2 separate regions of the Homo sapiens genome follow, and region 1 is linked to region 2. The links are chromatin loops, found by intact Hi-C in ENCODE. Cell type or tissue: heart left ventricle. All regions are shown on one strand. Links, peaks and the distances in the headings refer to the core of each region. The heading gives the core; the rest is flanking DNA. Region 1 has its middle 170 kb from the start of SSTR4. Region 2 has its middle 78 kb from the start of LINC03125.

The links. Hi-C counts contacts between places; a loop is a spot of excess contacts. Peaks named below come from ENCODE experiments on the same cell type or tissue, not always from the same donor. Only the 100,000 strongest peaks of a DNase experiment are listed, where the experiment ranks them.
Region 1: a loop joins it to region 2, with 2.2 times the contacts of the local background. A loop is called at or near these places in 8 of 110 quality-filtered maps.

Annotation. Positions count from the first base shown.
Region 1 is chr20:22,861,238-22,864,152 of GRCh38, reverse strand. No RefSeq gene overlaps it. Among named protein-coding and RNA genes, the nearest start is that of SSTR4, 170 kb to the left of the region's middle. In heart left ventricle, for the core only: CTCF peaks have their summits at 1,106 and 1,316; DNase peaks (open chromatin) are centred at 1,132 and 2,012; H3K27ac peaks cover 1,835 bases.
Region 2 is chr20:23,225,024-23,227,938 of GRCh38, reverse strand. No RefSeq gene overlaps it. Among named protein-coding and RNA genes, the nearest start is that of LINC03125, 78 kb to the right of the region's middle. In heart left ventricle, for the core only: a CTCF peak has its summit at 1,157 (motif pointing right); no DNase peak of the experiment used is centred there.

The sequences.
Region 1 (2,915 bases), core at 135-2,634, 360 kb after region 2:
CAGAGCAGCTGTACATCCCAGTGGGTGGGGGGCAGTGGAGAGGTCATGGGGAGACAGTGGGTGGTCTTGCACAGAAAGTAACATGAAACTCTCAGTCCTGCCGACCACGAAATTCATTTGCAGCTCAGGGTCCAGCCAGTTTATGCTTCTTCACATCAAAACGTTTCAGACACAGCCAGGATCATGGAAAAATCATTGCAAAACTTGAGAGCCTTTAGTTTCAAGCAGCCAATTCCAGGAATATCCACAGGCAGCTGGCATTTTGCAGAGCATTAGGGGGAGCAAATCACTGGAGAAATTAGTTTACAAACTTTTTTTTTCAAAGTGAATGCAGAGCATAGTCATAGTCAGAGAATAAGGACTTTTTGCATACAATAATAATGTCCTTGAAAAAGCAATATAACAGCCCAATAAAGATCAAGGTGGGCTAAGAAATACATGGGGTTCCTACAAGAACAGAACAAAAATAAGTGAAAGACCAACTGAATAAGGATGGAAATTTCTGTGTCTAGGAAGAAATAAATGCTTTCCACAGAGCTCATTAGAGTCACCTTTTGCAGTTATTGAGCATATTTGTGTTTAAATTAATTGGATGGTGAAAAACACATGGCACATTTCCCTAATTCAGATAGCATAAGATGAAAGACAAAGAACCAACTCAATAACAGATTTTTTTTTCAAGAGAGGAGCATGACATAAAATGTAAACTCTGAGGGTAAGATGCATCTCAATTTCAGGAATATGAAGAATGTGAGGGTGGAAGGGAAGGGTGTGTGTTGGAATCAAAATGTGGGAATACAATAGTTTTCTTTCTGAAGTGCAAGTTTAATAATGCTCTAAAGTTTTATTATTTCACAGTATTTGCAGGTAAAGAAAATATGTAACTTGTTTTTTCCTCACCTGAGTATTATAGGAAGGATCCTAGTGTCAGGACTGGCCAAAAACAGGGCAGAGTCTCATTTTTTTCAAGGCCTATTCCTGTCTGGACTTTTGTCCATTAGAATGGGACAATAGCCATTTTCGTGTTTGGCATCTTCATGCAGGCGTCAGGAAGCTGAATTACAAAAAGGAGCTCAGAGCCAAAGAGACCTGAGAGCCTGCCCTGGCCACGGCAGCTCTTGAGGTCTTTGGTTTTCCAGGAAAAGACGTCGCGTGGGCCCGGGAGGCTGCGCTTCCAGGAAGGACCCTTATTATAAAGTTTAAAGGCAGGGGCTGCCGTTCCACATTCCTTAAGCTAAATTCACACTTGGGACCTTCAGCAGTGAATATGTATTTCCTTAGAAATCCCTGGGGTTATAATATTTATAGCCAGAGGTGGGGCTGTTCCATCTGGGAGGGTGTCTGATCCTTCAGCAGAGTTGAAAACCAATGTATACCCAGAGCGCATCCATCTTCATAACCACCCTGCAGGTTTGTACGAACAGGAAGAACAAAGGGCTTGACCAAATACTTATTGTGAATTTTCTGTGTGTTTAATGATCATCAGCTGTTGGTGAAAAAAATGAATAAATATTCAAAGCACTTTCAAGTTTTAATTATCTGTGTGAAGCCAAAGGAGTAAGGAAACCACAGTCCTTCAATTAAACACTCACAGGTAACCCAAACCTGTCACCTGTTCACTTTTCTGCCAAGATTTTTCTATACTGATTGCCTCAGGTGTGAGTGTGAATTGTGGAAAATGTCTAAAATGGAGCCATTAAGCACATCAGTACCAAGTGCATTTGTCTTAAAATACAATTTTGACACCTACTCTGTAAGTCCCAGAATTGGCCTTGAAGGTGAAAGGCGAACCAGACATTGTCCACCTTTGTCACCCTGATGTGCGCAGAGGCTGAGGGGACCTCACTCTTTCTTGCTGAGCTAGAAAAAAATGTGTGCGAGTCCAGGGGAGGGTGCCGTTTTTCCATCCTTTTCAGAAAGGATATTGATCATATCCTTTTCCTTCGTGTCATCACAGGGGCGGCTGCTCCAGGAAACCCGGCTCCTCCTTGATGAGGCTCAGGAACATGATTCCAGGGCAATGCACACCACATCCTGCCCCTCCCTGCGCATCCCTGAGGCTTCAGCGCCGCTCCCCTGGCTCCAGGCACATCTTGCCAGAAGCCCCTCTGTCCTGCAAATCAGCAAGACTTGCCTGGTCTTTTGATGGTTGAAAGGGTTTTTTTTTTTATTTTTTGCTCTGCAGAACATAAACATTCTGCCTCCAGTGTGTGTGCTGCTGAATCTGCTCCCCACATTACTGTAAGAAAAATTGTCCCCAAATTTACATCTGTGCATTAAATGACTCAGTGGTTACCCATTGCTGCTATATAACTTAATACTGACCTCGAGGGGTTGTTGTTGGAATAAAAGAGGCCTGTGTGAGTCGGTGTAGCTCATAGTCGGCACGCACTAGTGTGACATCACCCTCTTTGCTCCAGCTTCATGACCGGCCTTGCTGTGTTCTGACACCACAACTTTCAGTTGCTGATAATTCAGACTTCATCCGGACTCCTGATACTCCTGCGCTCTTTCTCTGGGTTAAGGACCAGGATTGCAGAGGGCATCCTCAATGGAAAGAGAATGCAGGTGGCTATGAACCCTGCAAGGTGCATAAAATCAAATTTATGGGCATAGAAAACAAAAGGAAGGCTGGAGATGGTGGCCTGTTCTCTCCGTGTGGAAACCCTTTTGTGAGTCACTCTCATTACGCTTCAGTTCCTCACATGACAACATTCCCCAGCAGCAAAGCAAATGGGTTCTTCAGCAAGATGGTGCCTTGTTTTGATTACTGGGGATTACTTAAGCCATGAAGAATAGCTTCCATGCTAGTGTCAGTAATGAAAAAGCCGTGGAGATGATGTCATTATTACTTATTTTTGAGCCCCAGTAGAATATTTGTTATTTGTTAGAACACCAGACCACGTAGTTTCTTA
Region 2 (2,915 bases), core at 185-2,684:
TTCAATCCAATCAAGTTGACACTCAATATTAACCATTGCACCCATATTGTCTGCTAAGGGTTCCCAGTTATGGATCCCCGGGTCCTATGCTGGGTATTTTGGATGTGCATTTCTGATCCTTGTATCTTTATAAGGTAAATGCATGATTCCCATTTTACAGACGATGAGACTGAGCCTGGAAAGCTTCAGGTCTTCAGGCTAGAGAAGGGCAGATGCAGAAGGCACAGCACAGGCTGCCTCTACTTGCCATACTTTTCTGCTAGCCCAATGCCACTGTCTTGCTGCCTCTTCCCTGCCTTGTACACTTCCATTTGGTAGGGGAGAGGTCATCCAGCCAAGATAGAATTCTCTCAGTCTTTACTGCAGTGAACCATTGCCCTGGGCTTGCTAGAACTACCCCCCAGATGTCCTCCACTCAGGGCTGGGAAGTAGACTTGGGGATTGCAGGGCAATGCCCTCATCAGGGCTTTGGGCCAGCGCTGACTCTCAGCAGGGTTCTGGCCCATCCTTACCCTCCTAGGCACAGGCTGCTCCTCTCACGGACCTGGCCTCGGGCTGAATAAACTCACAGTTCATCAACCAGGCTCAGGTGGTCAATGCACCTTTATGAACTTGAGAAGCCCTTTCTATCTCATCATGGATGCTGAACCCTCAACCCGTGGAAAACTTGCAAGGAGTGCACTTGGCCAACTAAGCCTTCCTGTTTTTAAGCTCTGAGAGATTCTTTAAAAACATAAACAAATGGAGGTTGTTTTGGACTTTGAGTAAATATGCCCCAAGAGCACTTAGCGTGAAGCATGAGTAAGCAACATATGGGCTACATTTCCTTCAAAATACACACATTTTAGAGGAAAGGAGCTTAGAAAAGTACATCCTGAACTTTTATTGAGTGGAAAAATATCTGGAAAGATGACTGGATCTCATTCTTGTCTTTTTTTTTAAGCATTTAATTATATCATCTAAATGCAATTTCTGAGGCTTGCATTCATGGGGTGCCCATTGTTGAAAAAACATTCTCTACCTCTGTCCTCCTTCCCCCACAGGATTTATGTTTGTTGCTGGCAAAACTTGGTGTCAGCCCTAGAATCCAGGCCTGCTAAGCTGGGGTTGGGGGAGAAGAGGGCCACCTTCTGATTTTCACGGTAAAGAAAGGGATGCCCAGAGGAGGGAGCTCCAGCTGGAAGTCTGGCCTCAGTGCCTGGCTTACCTACCACCATCATAGTTGCTGCTGCACATTAGCTAGTGCCAAAGAAAGGGAGCACTTAAACATACCAGACCTTAAGGATCTGCATCAGTTCAGTTTCTTCTTTCTATGGGCAAAATAAACTGACTTGAGGCAGTTGGAATGAAGAAGGGAAATTATCGAAAAGATGTTGGGGCTTCTCGAGGAATTCAAGGAAGAGTTGGATTGGACAGGTTTGGGGACTTCTCTTCTCTGCAGCCATCATTGACAGGACTTGGCCCTCAACTCCCAATGCTGTGATCCCATTCCAGATTCCCAGGGGCAGGACTTTGTGTTCCAGGGTTGGGGGGGCCCATCCCCAGCCCCAGGAATTGACTTGCATTCTGCATGGTCAACCTTGAACAATTAGGCGTGTTCGCCAAATATGCCTTCTCATACTCTGGCTGTTTAGCAGCCCCAATTTTACTGATACACTTCTAAAGCACAGCCTCCTCCCTTCCTCCCTTCATTCTTTCTTTGAAGAATATGTAACTTTTTCAATTAACAGCTAATCCAACAACATCCAGTAAACCTATGTGAGGTATACAGTAAATTATTAGCTATTGGACTTTCCATGTATTATTTAATTTGCACAAAACCCTAGGAGTTACTGTTTTTCTACTATCTGTTATGACCACCATTTTACAACAAGGAAACTGAGGACAAAGGAGTCTGTCCAGGAGAGAGGACTCTTCTCTGGCTTCCCAGTGGCCTCCCACGTGTGAGCTTCTTGAGTCTGGGGTCACAGCACAGCCTGCTTTGTACCCCACACCCCAGCACAGAGCCCTGGGCAGTGAGGTGCTGCAGACTTTTGCTGCATGACATTGACTCTCTTGGTCTGCTCCTGGGAACCTCCGGCCTGGGAGGAGAAAAGACACAGTTTGGTAAGCACTAAGCAGATTAAAACAAAACAAAACAAAAAAAACGGTTGATTGTGGTGCCTTAGCAGCTGCAGAATCAGGATGAATGACCTTCCTCATCAAGTCCAAGCCACCCTTGGCTGCCATGCCCTTATTTGAGATTGCTCAGCCTGGACCTAGAAACCAATCTGCTATCTACTGGGGCTGGGCCATTGTCTTATCATGGATAGGAGGCCTGCTGGCTCAGAGATTGTGCAATCAGGAAATCAGTCTCGAAGGAGAACTCTGAGGTTTCTTAGCCCATTGGGATGCGATTGGGCAAGCTGCTCATTTCAACATCTTGAGAGACCAGAGACCAGAATACACTGAGTTACTCATAGGCTGGCACGGAGGTTGGGGGTGCAGGATCTTTGCTATGAAATGGAATGAGTTCTGATTTCTATCTGGGGTTCAGAATATACTGGAGATTTGCTCCGATGGGAGAGGAGACACAAGGGACACCCTAATGCCCAAACAGGCATTCTGCTTTTCTGTTTCACCTCAAAATTACTGGACTTCCATTCCTTTGTGGTTGGATAGGGAATGGCAGTGTTCCCTAGCCAACCTATTCCTTCCTCCTCGGCCTCCCTTGGCCCCCCTCCCTCCTTGTATTCCTCCGTGTTCTAAAAAGGGACTCTGAGGTGGCCTAAGTAAGCCTATAACATATATGATTTGGTTGGAAGGCATCTTGGCTTTAGGCATGACAGAAAATCTGTTTTATTTTGTGAGCTGTCTTTCAAGCTCTACCCTGCAGGACAGCAGGGAAAATGCATTGCTGCCATCGCATCCTGAAA